Regions from separate parts of the Homo sapiens genome. Here region 2 is linked to region 1. Evidence: read pairs that join two places in POLR2A ChIA-PET (ENCODE). Cell type or tissue: MCF 10A. All regions are shown on one strand. Links, peaks and the distances in the headings refer to the core of each region. The heading gives the core; the rest is flanking DNA.

Region 1 (8,205 bases), core at 1,485-6,484:
TCACCACCCAAACTTTAGCACTCAGAACACGGTTTTCCCTGTTGATGAAGACCCTTGTAAAATTCCAGATCTTAAAAGATTAAAGAAAATGTGATCTAATATTAATTCATTTTCCTCCAAAGTATAACTCCTGATTCCATGCTGGTACCCAATTTTGATCCTCTACTTTAAAGATATCTCAGAGACATTCAAAACAAAGTGTGAACATGCACAAAAGGGGAACTTGTCGTTTCTCTCCCTCAAACAACCACTATTTATATAATATTGCTGGCCTCCTAAAAGAGAATAGAATCCATTACCATCAGCAATTCATGTCTCTGCTTCAGCATCAGATGCAAACAGGATACAGAAACTAGATCTCTCTCCTCCATTTACTTTTTGTTCATTCCAACCTCTCGACATAATCTTCAGTTCCATTCCAATGGCCTGTTTCACCATCTGACACTCCTGGTTTTTACCTTCTCAAGTCTTAGTGGCCATAGTGGTGTTACATTTCTCTAATTGTTGTGTTATCTAAATACTACAGGATGAGCCTGCTCATTCCCCCTCCCCCAAAAGTCCCTGAAAAAACTACAACTTAAGGAAATGCAACTTGAACCTTTTTAGTTCACAGATTCAAACTCATATCCTGCAAGACCCTAGCATATCTTGTTGAAAATTTTCTTTGACTTTTCAACAGTAGTCAAGATTATTTTAATGAAAATATTTCTCCAGTTGGAAGACATGGGTATACAGGACTTTGCTAGAACGGCAAATGCTTTTTCCCAGTCTTCATCCGTGTAACAGTAAATCGTTATTAAACAAACACACAGAACAAAACCCACTCTGATTGTGTATCAATCACCTGAAGGGGCAGAAGGGAAAAGTACAAGAGTGAAGAAACTTCTCCCCACCCACAGCCAAGAAGGAACGCTGCAACTAAGGCAGTTTTTCATGGAAGAAAATATCCAAAGATCTAGACAGTGTTTATTTTAGAAAAGGGGAAGAGAGCAAGGGAGGGAGGGAAATGGTAGGGAAGGGACTACCATTTCCTCTTACTAACCTACATTAAAAACTAATTGTATCAAGCAATCTCAAATGCGAAAAGCAAAACTGACCCTAGCACAATTTAAAGTGAATAATGTTTTCCTTGACAAAAATTCGGTATTTTAAACTCATTCTGAGCAAAATTATCTTTTAACCTGATACACCAAACTATTACTGCTTTTCCCAAACAACAGTTAGAACATGAGCTTTTGAGTTTCTTACATTCTTTACGTTTTAAAATTAAAAGCCAAATTCCTTTAACCTCATATATCCTAAGCCACTCTGATTTAAAATTACTTCTATGTCATTGTCTTCTAGCATTGGTCTGCAATAGAATCTGTGCAATTAACAATAATCTTCTTCCCTCTGATCTTTCTAGAGTCAAGGATGGCATATCTCCTTATCTTATTTGTTCCATTAGATTGGCATATTTTGCCTCATCTGTCACCTTCTATCAAACTCTGCTTTCAGATATGCGTTAATTCATTTTTAGTTGTCCTCAATGTTCTAAAATAGTGATGTTTGACAGAATTAATACAGTGCTCTAGTTCTTTCTGTTCAACTGGTATTTAATTAAAGATCTTGGAGGCCATCTTTCTCTCAGGCTACACCACTTAAAGGAGGAACATTACTTCCTCCATGGACAATGTGATAAGCCACATGGCAACAAAGCTGCCTCCCTAAGGTCTCTCATTTAATAGACTGCTTTACCACATATAAACTACCAGCAAAACAGATTATCACTTTAATTCACATTGATTTTACTCTTCATATCTCTGAATCACAACTCTGTCATGGGCTGCGTTCTCTCTTAACTTCTGAATTTCCAGAATTTCTGTAGTTGTAATGCTCTCCTGTATTTTTGCTTTTGTTTCATCTGGACTTCAAAAAGTTCTAATGGCATCTGATTGGGAAGATTTCTTGAATCTCTGATAACAACGCAGAAGTCTTTAAGCAATCAGAACTGCCTTGGCGCACAAACTGAAAACTCCGTTTTAAAATCTTCTGAATTAACATCTTTTGGAGAATAGCCCACTCAACTTGATATGTCATAATTTTCAATTCTAAAGGTGGCACGGATAATTTAAAGTGGCACTTGCTATTTATTACTTAAATAATTGTTCTCTTGGACGGGCTTTTGAAAGCTAGTACTTCTTAATCATTTTCGACTATATCAGAACTGTAACAGACATGTCAATTTAAGCAAACTTCATGAGCAATAAACTAACAAACAGACTCTAGGTGGTGGTATAGGTTATTTTTTATCATGATGTTTTGCACTTATAACTGCAAGAGTCAGAAAAGCCTTTAGTCTCTTCACACACTTCTTTAGTGCAAAGTTAACAATATTTTAGGGTGTTAAAATTAGCAAAATCCAAGTTCTGCAGAGTTTAGAAATGCATGTAAAAGAGGCATTAAACCTGGTTTTCAACTAACTTCCCACAGGCATTAAACCTGGTTTTTCAACTAACTCATTTGAATAAAATCAACAACGAACAGTCCTTTTTTTTTTCTGTTATGTTCTGATGTATATTTTACTCACACTCCTAGGGCACTTTTAAAGGTAAGTTTGGAAAGAGGTCTTTCTCCACCAGAGTATGAAACAGACTAGAACAACCAATCCTACAACCTGCAGGGCAGTAGCCGCTCCACTAATTGATTCTCCTTCTTTGTCTCTAGGAACTATGCCCAGGCAGAAAAAAAGTTACTGTAGGTGATGAAGCCAGTGCTCCCTGAACCAAATAAACCCTATCGACGTTACCGAACTGCCGGGCAAAACCAGAGCAACTCACTTACTTGGAAGGTGAAAAACACTTCAACATACTCCAGGCGGCAACCGACACTTAGGGGCCAGGCAGATGAAACACCATTTGTTTAAAAAGTCTATTATTTCACTGTCTCTTCAACAAAGGTGGAAAACTGATGATTAAACACTGAATAATGCCACCCACTTACTAAACCTATGATTCACTAATAAGCAGGTTCAATGCAATTCATAACTTTAAAGAATGAATTACCGAAGCCCCTTGCTTCACAAATTCCCCCAAGAAACAGAAAGAGCATTCATCACATATAACCCGACAACCATTTTTACTATGGACACCTACAGATGGCTTCTCTTCCTCTAAGGACACAATTTCCTTCACAATCCCACATGTAATCATTTACAATACCAGAAACAAACTCCAACTCAGTTCCACCAACTGGGTTTTTAAAAATCCTTGTGCCTAAGAACGTCTTTTTTCCCCAAAGTAAAATGTGCCATTAAAAAATATTTTTAAAACGCAAAAGTGCTTATCATTCCGTACTTCTTTTACTACCTTCAGCAGCCAATTATTGACGTGATAAAAGGTAGAAACTCCTGGAATGCTTCAGAGATCAACATGTGTCACAGACTCCCAGCCTGTCCGCCTCTAAGACACAGTTGGTTCCTTTGTTCCTTCTGACTGAACACCAACTCCTGATCAAAATTGGGAAACTACTTTGGAAGGGATGGGAGGGTCTGCAGAATACATCCACGGAAACCTTCATAAAACAATATTCAATCGTAATAAGGTGGACACAGAAGAAGGGAGAAAAGGCAGCCTCCCGGACTTCCACCGGGCTCACCCTAAATGGGGGCCGGCCCCTGGCTCCTGGTAAAATGATGGCTGAGGCCTCGGGTCCGTGAGCCTCGCCATCGGGAGGGGACCGCGAGTGCGGGCAGAGCGGCCCGGGGTCGGGTGGGGGCCGGGCGAGCTGTCCCTTTTCCTATTCACTTTCCCAGCCGGGTATCCAGCGAGCAAGGAGCAGGGAGGCACCCAGGCGAAAGGCGCCGCCCAGGATCCGGCTGGACAGCAGGACGGAGAGCGGCGAGGCGAGCGGTGCCCGGGGTTCGGGACCGAGAGGGCAAGCGAGCGGGGGCAACCCCGACCCGGCCCCCCGAGTCCGGCCCCGCTCAGGGGCCACGCGACGGCCGCCCCCTTGCCCAGAACTGGCACGGACGGGCGGGCCGACCCGGGGCCACTCCACAACTTGCCGGCCCGCCGCCCCGGCCCCCCGCGAGAACCCGGAGACTCGAACCAGGCAGCAGAGGCAGGATTTCCCCGGAAACGCGCCCTCCCCGCCGCCCCGACGCCCCCGCGGCCCTGCCAGCCAAGCGAGAGCCGACGCGGGCCGCGCTCCCGGGCCGTTTCCGGCGGCGCCGGCGGCCGCTACTCCTGGCGCCCTGGCCGCGGCCGTCACTCACCCCAGGCCGCCGCGGCTCCCAGCCTCCGGCTCCGTCAGGCTCGGTCCGCGAAGGCGCCTGCCGCCCCGTCCTGGCCCGGCGCCCCGGCGAGCTCTTCCCTCCGACCAGCGGCGCTCACGGCGCAGCGGCGGACGCGAGGCCACGGGCGGACGGGCGCGCGCGGGTGGCGGGCGGGCGTGGGGCCGGGTCGTCCCTGCGCCTCGCCGCCGCCTCCTCCGCCGCCGCCTCCCGAGTTCGGGGCTCTGCTGCAATGTCTGCGAGGCTGACTTTGAGCGCCTCGCTCACCGCCCGCCCGCAGCCGCGCTCCTCCCTCCGCCGCCGAGTCCGCCGCGGCCCAGTCCCTCCCCTCGCCGCCCCACGCCATTCAGCTCTTCAGCCAAGTTTCTTAACCCTTTTCTCCCCCTCCCTCCCATTGTCACCCGGTCAGGAGGAAGCCGCGCGGATCCGGGCGGCTCACAGGAGCTGCGGAACCCCCTCTGTTTCGTGGATTTCCTTCTCGCCTGCTCTCCGGGTGTCCCAGACGGGGCTGCAAGACCCGGAGGCAGCGAGAGGACCGCGTCCCCGAGAGAGGGGCTGCACGGCGCGCCCGGGCCGTCCCCCGGGCTCCCAGCTCTGTCCAGCCGCCCGCGACCGCTGCAGGCGCCTGGACAGCTCCTCCTGGGGACCGGGGAAAGCGCTCTTGGGACCCAGGCCGAATGCTCCCGTTTGGGCACAGCCTGGGGGCCGGGGCGCCCCAGACGCTCCAGGGTCCCCGCCTGCCTTAAGCGTCTACCTCCTCCCCTTCACCCCACAACACGCGCTCTCTGGGCCCCCTTTCACCCACCCACCCCCAATTTCTATCTCCTTGTAATCTGTGTGTCCTGCTTTAATGTTGGGGGGCACGGGCGCGAACTCTGGGTCACTTTGACCCCACGCCCAGCACGTAGTAGGCGCCCAGCACTCGTGTGGAGCGACTCTGGGAGGAAAACTAGGAAGGAGACCTGAGGAGCGCCCCGCTCAGCTCCCTGGACAGACGTAGGACCCAGGAGCAGGGTTAATCCTCGGCTGCTTTGTCACTGCGAAGTCTCCAGCGGAGTCTGTCAGCCAATCTGCATCATCCCCGGGAAGGATCTGACCCAACAAGACAAGGGAAAAGGAGCAGGGCTGCTACTTCTTCAGCAGCTCTCCTCGGTTCGGTCTCCGAATAAGAAATAACAATTACATCACGAGGCCGGGGCGGCAGCGCGGTGGAGCCTCTCGGTTTCCTGCAGCCTAATCTCACTGAACCCGCCTCTAAATTGGGGGGGCCACAGATTGGTGAAACGAGAAAGTGGAAGGAGGAGAGAGTCATACGAAACCATAATTTCCCCTTATCCTTGTATTTGCTGTTTGAAAAATCGTATCCTCAACGCTCCCCAGACATCTCACTAGAACTATTAACACCCCCTCAACACCTCCCCAGATGTCAGGTTTCTTTTTGACTTGAGCATCTAGCATTTAGTAATTCGCCATGAAAAAAATTACCAGGGGAAGCGAGTGTTGTTGCTGAAATTGTTTTTGCTTGACACAAAAAAGCTAAAGTACAGCTTAGTCTCACCCGAAATTCTGAAACGGCATGCCCGTGTTAAAACACTTATTACATAAGACAAATGAGCCGATGAGGCACTCCATTCTTATATGTAGGTTTTCATATCCTGAAGAATTTGATAGCATTTGGAAATGAAGTTGCTAATGCGCTTAAAAAACAAAAACTATCCAAGTCATGAAACTGTATTCTGTGCCTGTTATGTAATGGCTGTATTGTGTATTGCAAATTTCACTTAACCTTTAAACAATATGAATGAGAGTTTTAGAATACTGTCACAGTCTTGAAAGTGAAAGCAATTTTTCAAATTAATGCTTAATAAATTCAGCACCCAGCACAGTGCCGGGCACATAGTGCCAATGTTTTCCTTAGTGGCAATGGCACATTTTAAAACAATTATTTTTCATCACCCTAGTGATTGAACTATGCAATCTGTTGCCATTTTATATAGTTAAACCTCATATAATATAATACCATATTATTTGCATATACCACAATTCAAAATCTGCTCTAGGCAAAATAAAGTCTGCTGTTTTTTAGTGCATCATTTATTCAGAATTGATACAAAGCAAACCGTTTCAATTCAATGATGACCAGCATAATTGGAGCTTGGCCCTTAGTGGGGGGTCAAACTTTTTTTATGAAAATTATTTTTAACCATTATACAGATTTTTCTACAATGTATTGCAAATGTTTCTCTTAAGCAGTTTGTTGAACGTCATTTAGCATTTTCTTGATAATTCAATGTTAATTTTATTAAAAGTAATTATTGTAGTAGGTTGTAGCGGATTCAGTAAATATATCCAGTTCCTATTCTATATTCTTTCTAGGTGTTAGGAATGCTCCCAGGAGGTACAAAAGCTATCAGTCGCTGCACCGAAGGACTCTAGGATGCTATGACTTAGTGATTATCTCTGCCTTTTGTAATTTCTCTCTCTCCCCCTTCACTAACTGACAATCTATTGTCCTTACTGTTACTAGCATAGCTGCCACTAACATTCTCCTCATCTTCTGATGGGTAACTTCCAGTCTAGTGCGGACTGGGAATCCAGATAGCCTCACTTGTCACAATTCTGTCTAAAGTAAACTTAATAGGTTCTGGGTAAGGGACTAATGGGCTCACCAAGGAGTAGGGCGCACACACACCTTAGTGCATAGACTTTGGGAAAGATATTTGGACTACTCAAGTCTATCTTTTAAATACATTCCTCTTACTTCTTAACCAGGTTTTGGACCATGGAGATTGCCCAGCAAGCCGAGAATATTCCAGCCCTCCAACATTGTTGTTAAAAAGTCCACTGCTGTATGTTAGGTGACTTCCCAAAGCTGCTCACTACTTCTTCTTATTCTGTTTTCTCAACCCCACAAAAATCCAATCACTGAAATCCTGAACTCTTTTGATAGTGGCATGAGTGTTAAGTAAATTGCACACCTCTTGTGGAATTCATTTTCACTTAATCATGCTAATTATGTGGAGACTTGTTTGTTGTTGTTCTTTGTTTTTTTAAGTAAATCAATACCTAAATTTCCTGGCTAACAGAGTCATTGCAAGGATACTAGGGCATTATATGTAATATAAGAATGCCTATTTGGTAATTTGTACTTTGAAGTCAAGTCTCATTTGAATCATTTGTGATGTGAAAACAATGCTGTTGGGTTTATATACTTAAACACCTAATTATTGTTTTACGTCCAGGGTTCCTGTGGGATCACATGCCTTTAGTTCAGTCTCAGTATACCTCTCCGCCACAAAGATGTAGTCTGGGTGTGTTCTCTAGCCTTTGGTTCTGTAGCCTTTGGTGTGTTCTCTAAATCTCTCCTCTATAGCATTTTCAAAAACCGTTTTGTTAGTGGGTATTTGCTTGTCCGTATCCCACTGTAGAATGCAAGCAGTACAGGCACAGGGTCCATATCCCTCTCATTCACATTTGGGGACTTCCAGCTACCCATCCCTGTGCCCAGCAGACAATAGACATTCAGTAGATATTGGCCAACATACTGTCATACCCCAGAGGACAGAATGTATCTTTCTCTTGGGGTCCTGGCTGTGATGTAAGGGAGTTCAGAGAACATTTTGCAGAGAAAATAATGCTTCCGCTGGCCATTAAAAGGTTAAAAGAATTAGCCATGTAGGCAAAGTGGGAAAAGAGGTTCTCAGGAGAGGACATAGACTGTTCAACAGTAGAGAGGTATGAGAAGACAAAAATATGCACTGAGAAGTATTGAGCCCATATTTACACTATGGAGTGAACTATGACACCTGAGTAGGGAGAAATATGTGTAATATAATAGATCACAGACAAATGGAACCCCACTGCAGTTACCTTATTAGCCACAGTCCCTTAGCCTCTGGAGCAGCACTGACCAATAAAAACATAAAGTGAAC
Region 2 (8,205 bases), core at 1,991-6,990, 420 kb after region 1:
GACAAAACCTTCAGTGAGGGTTTCCATTATGATGCAACATAGGAAGTAGCTATAGTGTAATCTGTAGAAGCAACAAAATGTAGCATTTATTTCATCCCTTCTATGCTGCATGCCAATGGCAGACAATGTTAAAGGAGCACAGCTCTCTGTTCTATGAAGCCCAGGCCAGGCCTCAGCATCCTTGTCAACCCAGCACTGGAAGTAGCCACTATATAAACAAATAAACAATCAAATTTTGCACTCGATTTGAGAGCTACTTTCTATCAAACACCAGCAAAAGATTTCTGAATTTTGAATGGTGGTGAAAACTCTCCAGAGATTTTTTCCTTTTCACTAAAAGCCTGGTGAGATTATGCGTTTCCTTTTTGCTTTCTTTTCTTACTCTCCTCTGTCTTTTCTTGAAAAAAAAAATGTACTAAGCACTAACCACAAGAACCTGCATGTGTCAGGTGCTGGAGATAAAATTGTGAACAAGGCACAGTGGGAAAATTCTAAGTAATGTCCAGCACTCATAACCAGTCACTTCTGGAAAGATTTTCTTCACTTTGCTGAAAGCTATATGAATCCAGTTTCATCCTACCATGTGGCAATTTCTACCCTTCTCTACCCCCACCACCCCAGTTTAAACTATATCATCTATTGCCTGGACTGCTGTAGGAGCCACCTTGGTAAATCTCTACATTCACTCGGATCCTATCCAATCCATCTTCTGCACAGGAGTCAGAGCAATTACATACAGGGTCTTGTGATTCTCGTGCTTAAAACGCTCCACTGGATTTCCCCGGCTCTTTAGATGGAAGCCAACACTCCTAACACGGCGGCCAAGGCCCTGTGTAATTTGTTCCATACCTGTTTATTCAGCTTCATCTACCACCCCTCTCTTCTTCACTGTCTGTTATCCAACCACAATGTTTTTCCATTTCTCAAACTTACCCTTTCTGCCTTGCAGCTTTGTAGCCTGCAATACTATTTTCCCACTTTGCCTTCTAGTTAACTCTGTCATCTTTTAAGTTTCAGTTCAGAATTCACTTCACCTACTGCACACCCAGCTACTTTTGTATTAATTTCATGGTATCATGTACCTCTCCTTCTTTCATCACATTTAATGATAATTCATGTTGTCTGTTTGATTATTTGATTAACCTCTGCCTGCCTCATTAGCCTATTAGCTCAATGATGACATAATGATTGCAAGGAAAATGTCTGCTGTGCTCTTAAGTGTGTTTGAGCGTGTGTGCACGCACGTCTAGCACATAGTAGATGCTCAACAAATACTAGTGGCATGGAGGCAGGAGGAAACAACTCACTGGTTGCATGAATGAACAAATAAAGATAGGAGTGTTCCTGTCCCCAGACCTTACAATCTAATGGGAAACAGATAATAAATAGACAATTTGAAGACAGTTTGATGAGTTCTGTGAGAAGACAAGTATAGTGTGCTACATGCAAACATAAGAGGGATACTGAATTCCAATTTGAAGGGGCTACTATAGTAGAGATGAAGAGGAATTATATAATCAAGAGTTACAATAGACATATTTACAGAAATGGAGCAGTTTCACATATCCAGCCCTTGCGGGGCTATGTATAGTAGTAAATAAGAACAGAAATACAAGCTGTGGAAATTCTGCTGCAAAGGCTGTATTTTAAAGTCTGAACTCTAAATGGTTGCAAACAGAGAGAGACTGAGAATTCTTCCAATTAGCACATCTGTCTTGACTCAGGAAGTGACTACACTGAGGCAGATCCACATAAAAACAGAGAACACAGAGGGAAGTCAACCTATGATTAAAAAAAAAAATTCAAATAATGACACAGTAAGAGGATCAGGGTCAAAACTGAAGATACTTTCCCCCTAAGCTGTGCATAGCTAGAAAAGATTAGTAGGGGCTGGGGGCAGTGGCTCACACCTGTAATCTCAGCACTTTGGGAGGCCGAGGTGGGCAGATCCCAAGGTCAAGATATCGAGACCATCCTGGCCAACGTGGTGAAACCCTGTCTCTACTAAAAATACAAAAATTAGCTAGGCGTGGTGGCAGGTGCCTGTAGTCCCAGCTATTCTGGAGGCCGAGGCAGCAGAATCGCTTGAAACCAGGTGGTGGAGGTTGCAGTGAGCCAAGATCGTGCCACTGCACTCCAGCCAGGCAACAGAGTGAGACTCCGTCTCAAAACAAAAAAAGAATGTAGAAAAGATTAGTAGGGGACCCAGGGATCTCATTTTAGTTAAAGCTGAGCACGGTTTCTGGGCATTTCATACATGTATGCATAGATATGCTTTATATGCATAATTGAATAAATTAAATATAGTTTATTGTAAATTACAGATGGGTCATTCTGAAGTAATCTTCTTTATTGCCGTTGCGAAGTCTCAATTAAAAAAAAATTAGTTACTGTTAAACATATATTTGGACACAAACAAATCCAAACAGCACATGCAGTTGAACTCCTGGATAGCCAAGCCAAGCAGCTCACGTTAGAGGACTGTGCTTGAAGAAGATCTGTTCCTGATGGTGAGCGGACCACATGTCATTCACAAGTACGTATACCCTTCAAATAGCTTTGCTATAGATTTGCCATGTAGCTTTCAAGGCCAGAGAAAGGGGGTCCCCTGAGGGTCTTTCTTTTTTTTTTTTTTTTAATAATGGAGCCCATGAACACTAGTGCAGAATGTAAATGTGAAGTCACAGAACCCATTTTTCCTAACTGTGATCACCCAGATTTTGCTGTAGGGTAGCAAATGACTGCAGATTCCAGGGGGAGAAGCCAAACAGCTCTCACTACCCTGAAAAAATGGAAGTCAGAAAAAGCATTCAACAATGTCACCCTGCTGCAAGCATGTTAGGAGCTGTCCCCAGAGACCTCATCTTCCTCTTCATCCTCAGCAAAGAAAATTAAATGTCACTAGTGAGCACAGAACCTCCCTCATTTCACCATTATCTTCTCTTTTCTAAAGATGCTTTATGTCCTTTCTGAAAGTACTAAAGAAATCCTTAATGATATCTAGAAATAATGTTTCTTTCTTGCACCCAGAATTTTCCTGCTCTTTGGAAAGTAACACTTCACTCTTTTTTTTTTTCTGAATTATTATTTACAGGGCAAGTTGACATTTTAGGACACAAATCAGATTATCAAGTTTAGTCTTGGTGAAATCACCTTATTATTTGTAAGAAATACCTGTCTTCAGTTAAAGCATGGGTAATCATTAATGATAAATATAATGTTATTTAATATGTGGTATGTAATTGGAGAGTGCCATAGGTGAGTGCAGACAGAAATAAACTAGTTTTCAAACTAACTGGCTCTACTCCATCTAGCTATGTGTCCCTAAATAAAGCACTTAACTGCTCTGTGCCACAAGAGTTTGCCACAAAACACAAAACTAGTAGAATCCTAAAGATCTCAAAAAGCCTGTATGTTTAAAAGAATGTCACTGTAACTTTGGGAAACTTTAAGGCACTGAACATGTTCGATATCATCAGAAGCTAGAAAAAATGATTAGGATTTTTCCTTTAAACTTTATACATTTGTGTTTTGTCTTGGTTTTGAGTATTTAGTGTTTTTTTCATTTTTAAATGAGCTTTGTAGTTAGTGCATTGGCCCTCAGGAACGATAATTTATTGTTTTTGTTTTATTTTAGGTTAAAGTAAAATTATGAGACTTCATATATTTCTGAGTGACTTAAGACTGTTCACTGGGAAACCACAGCTTGTGCACGATAGCACTGTGCTTGTATCAAGTGACCTCAGAGCTTTCCTGCATAGAATCCTTCCCCAATGCTCTTAATTTTCTGCGCTTGCAGGCAGGCCTTAGGCATCTTTCTGACCATCCTCGCGTATCCCAGAGTGGGCCTCGGTCTTTGCAGAGGTGTACCACCGCCCTCTGCTGGACAGATTGCAGCAAGTAGCCTCAGAGTCCCTTCTCAAGTGTGGGTTTCCTGCCCCGCCTCTCCTACACCATCAGACCTGAGTGGACATGTACAGTCTTCACAAAGGGTTAGGTGAAATTGATAATTTTAGAGGTTTGGGTATTTTACTAAAGATGCTTTGAGTAACATGATAAACAAGCATCTGACTTTTTAACTTGGGATTTTCAATGATACTCATTACAAACTGACTAGCATTCACATTTTGGAACACTCATTCCTTTTGACTGATTCAGCACACTTCGCCAGGTATTCTCCAATCAGAGAACTATTTTTATCTCACATGAATTAGAAGAGATGGTTCCTAACAGATAAAGATGATATTCCAATGAGATAAACCTTCTCCTTCTGAGTTAATTAGACATTGACTGGTAGGCTGTATTCTCAATCATTTTGCCATCAAATATTTTTTGAAAACCTACTACACACCCAGAAATCTTTTAAGTGTCAGGGATATAGCAAGAAATACAATACTTTAAAAAGATATATGCCAGTCACCTTGTATCTATTTCTGACCTGCTGAAATATAAGTTCTAATGGGAATACAACTAGAGTGACCAACCGTCTTGGTTTTCTCAGGATTCACAGGCTTCCTAGGATGCGATATTTTCAGTGCCAAAACAAGTACCAGGAAAATTGAAGGAGTTGGTTATGGTAAATACATCTCTACCATAAAAGATTGTAAACTACACTAGCATTTATTGAAAAATAGCCTTTCAATAGTGTTAGGTTCATCCTTAATACTATTCCTCTGAATAGTTTCTTCTCATTAAAAATGTGTTGCAATTTATAAATTACATAAAAATTAGTCTATTGAATTGTTGTTTGCAGAGCATTTTCTTATATACAAAAGAGCTGAGCAAACCTAAAATCATAAATTCAAATTTGCTCTGTGAAAGCCAAGCAAAGTAAATACCGGAAAAGCCAACCTCAATCTTGTAAGATGCAGAAAGAGCTTAGATTACCTATGCAGAGACACTTTAGAACAAAAGGGGAAATTAAAACCAGGAAAAGGTATTTATTAATGAAATCCCTGAGAAAGACAAACTATCAATCAGGTGATAACAAACGATAAAAGCTTAAAACTGGAAGATCCTAAAATTCACCCATTTTCTATCCAAACAAAACATTTTCTCCAGGATTTTGATGTTATTTATTAAAGCTTGAATACATCTTCTGACATATTATTCCAAAAAAAATTAGTCTTTATTTCTCACCAATAATTGTTTCCCATATTTTATTTAAATATGATCCTCTTAATTTTCTTAATTTTGCTTTAGATAATTTTTTAAAAAATATATAACTTCATATATCCATGTGTCGTTAGAACTAAAACTAAAATTCAATATTATTTTCTGCTTGACATCTGCTAAGAATGGAGGGTCTCAAATGGTCTAACTGCAAGTTCCCCTCCTCACTTTGCTTGTGAGAATAAAGCTCCCTAACTGAATAACTCTCCTTAGTGAGGTGACCAGGCACAATTTCTGCCTATTACTGGGGAGTAGGTTTCAGTTCCCAGCTAGCCTATGGATTTATTCAAACAAGCCAATCACGTCGTCTTGTGGGAACCAGGACATCATGCCCTCTTGATACTACAAAGCCTGCTCCCACAGCCCCTGGTTGTTCACTCTGTTCCTGGTGATATACTCCCTGGCATGCAGTGTCCTCCTCTCCTGGGCTGTGAGTATATGTGACTAATAAATTGCTGTCTATCCCATCTGTCCAGCACCAGGTATTGTGTATATGGCCATCACCTTAGCCCTAGCGTGGAAATCCCTTCCTCACTAATGGGGTAAAGAGGAGTCCATTAAAACAACCCATACCTATGATATCTTATACAATGCTACACAATTCTCCTCAGTCTTCTATTTTCCAGTGGTTTCCACTCTTATCCTGCAAAATCACTGCTGAGGTGAAGCTAGAAAATCATTGAAGTATAACAAGACATTGAAATAGGCATACTTTTTGATTGAGTGCAAATGAGGCTCTTATAATCACTGTTGAGAGATGAGTAAACTCAAAGCTTTTAAGAAGCTAGTTGCTTCATAAGAACTATAAGTGACGATTGGGGGGACTAGTATTCAGAAATTTTTGTAGACAAAGAAAAGTTGAAGGAAAAATATGCATTTGTTTAGCAAAGATTCTATTTTTTAAAAATCCAGTTCTAAATTTTATATGCTAAATGAGAAGCTGCTGTGTATGTTCACAAATCTACAGATAATTTCCTTCTCTGTTTTTATAAATGGTTTAATTCTTCTTTCAAACCTAAACTTATATGCCAGAAGTTGTAAGAACAACAAAAAAAAGCGACCATCCGAGTTTTAATACCTTACTTTGCTCCTACTCCCTGTGAAATAAAGAAATTGATAAGCAATGGACTGGTTACAGGTGGACATTAAGAATTATTCATAGAAAGTTAGCAGTGGAAAGGACATGAGGAACTCCCCAGCCCAACCATCCAGCTCTCACTGAATTAATGGATGTGAAAATGAGGTTCAGTAAATTGTCTGTGTGTCAGATGTCAGTGTCAGGCTCTCTAATTCTCAGCCCATTTCTTTTTCAGCACCCTTTGCCCCTCCCCCCACTTAAAATTAATTGAAAATTGACTAAAGAGCTTGGCCAGGTTCCTAATGTGGTAGCTTAGCATATTCACTGAATTGCAATGTAATGCATTAAGAAAGTCGTTCCTTTCTTACCCTGGTTCAGACACATTTCTCTGAGAATCTGAAGGACCAATACAAGATATGCCAATTAGAGAGTTCAGAATTTATGACGTCCATGGATTAACTAATCAATAATGCTACTTGGTATATTTCAAATTTAACAGAATTTGAAATGGCCTATGGTTACATATCAAGGAGGCATAATTATACAACATATCAAACATCTGTAGGATCAGCCCAGACTAGAACTTACCTATGCATATTTCCTGCATGCATGTGACAGTGTACACTACAAAGAATAAAGTCACCCAGTGGAAGCAAGAAGTACAAATCCAAACTGAACTGAAAATAGAGCTCTAGGAAGCCTCAGAAGCAAGAAGCTATTGCACAAGATGGATCCTTGGTTGAGAAGGGGATTCTTTGCAAGGTTAGACTAGATGAGACCAACCAGCTCAAATAAGTTGAATTAAAGGATAGACCAAATAGCTAGGAGAACTTACACACACATGCACACACACACATGCACACATGCATGCGTGCACACACACAGGCACACGTGCATGCATGCACACACACGCACACACATGCACACACCCATGTGCACACACACACGCACACATACACAAGTACACACACGCATGTGCGCACGCACACACATTCTTTTTTAGAAATTACGCAACTCAGAAATGCATCTCTAAATTATAGGGAGAAGAGAGGAAAAAAATACAGGTTTTGTGTATCCTGGCATCTCCAGAAAATATTGAAAAATGAAGACAGAAGTTCAGTTATTTTTTATCATATAGATGTTTTCCTTTTTCGAATTCCACATTAGGTTATGAAATTCTACTCTTCGGGATTAGAAGAGTAGAATCATATAGATGTTTTCCCTTTTTGAATTCCACATTAGGTTATGAAATTCTACTCTTTGGGAAAATTGCAAAATAAAATGAGAGTAATTTCATGGACCTTCAACCGTGATGAAATTCTTACCTTGAAAAGCTAAGAACAGTAAAGTAAATGATTGAGCAGGTAGGGCCTCCACAAGTGGAAGACTTTCCCAGCCAAATATCAGCAACAGCCAAAAAGACTAGGCCATTTCCAAAAAACTAACTCAACAATTAATAGTGATTTATTACTCAGGAACCTGACATTAATTAAAGCAAATTTAGCAGTATCCTTATCACTTGAAGTTGATGTTATTGCAGTTGGCTGGAAAGAGAGTACAAATTACTTCGGCAAGGCTGCCAGTCACTCACATCCTCCTAAAATGCCTTTCTACCCCAGCGGAAAGCTTTCTGGAACTCTCGAACCCCTAAATTAAATTATGTTGGAGGGACCCTAGCCTGAATGTTCTCTTAATCTTGGCCATCTGCACTTACTCAAATGTATGACTTTGCTCTTTTAACAACTCCAAAGAAAATGTATGATTAAAAGAAAAAGACAAATGGCCAGAAAAAAGATTTGAAGGTAAAAATTTACTTGGATTGTATAGTTTGATTTGCAAGAATACCAGACTTGGTTTAATAATTACTGGATAGTAATTATAGACACAAATATGTAATAGGTAATATTTAATTAATGTGTTGTAAGATGATAATCTGATAAATTCACTGAGTTCAT

What was found. Peaks named below come from ENCODE experiments on the same cell type or tissue, not always from the same donor. Only the 100,000 strongest peaks of a DNase experiment are listed, where the experiment ranks them.
Region 2: POLR2A ChIA-PET joins it to region 1 with 13 read pairs; 8 of 35 experiments call an interaction of 5 or more read pairs at or near these places.

Annotation. Positions count from the first base shown.
Region 1 is chr21:15,060,490-15,068,694 of GRCh38, forward strand. It overlaps NRIP1 (nuclear receptor interacting protein 1), which reads right to left and starts at 4,511. Exons shown (of 4, transcript NM_003489.4): 1 at 4,256-4,511. LINC02920 (long intergenic non-protein coding RNA 2920) reads left to right here and starts at 6,581. Exons shown (of 2, transcript NR_186411.1): 1 at 6,581-6,723; 2 at 7,046-7,348. RefSeq lists enhancers at 2,863-2,912, 5,363-5,412 and silencers at 3,743-4,602, 4,853-5,032. In MCF 10A, for the core only: no CTCF peak of the experiment used is centred there; DNase peaks (open chromatin) are centred at 4,602 and 5,342.
Region 2 is chr21:15,479,487-15,487,691 of GRCh38, forward strand. No RefSeq gene overlaps it. Among named protein-coding and RNA genes, the nearest start is that of USP25, 250 kb to the right of the region's middle. RefSeq lists a silencer at 3,677-3,726. In MCF 10A, for the core only: a CTCF peak has its summit at 3,896 (motif pointing left); a DNase peak (open chromatin) is centred at 3,875.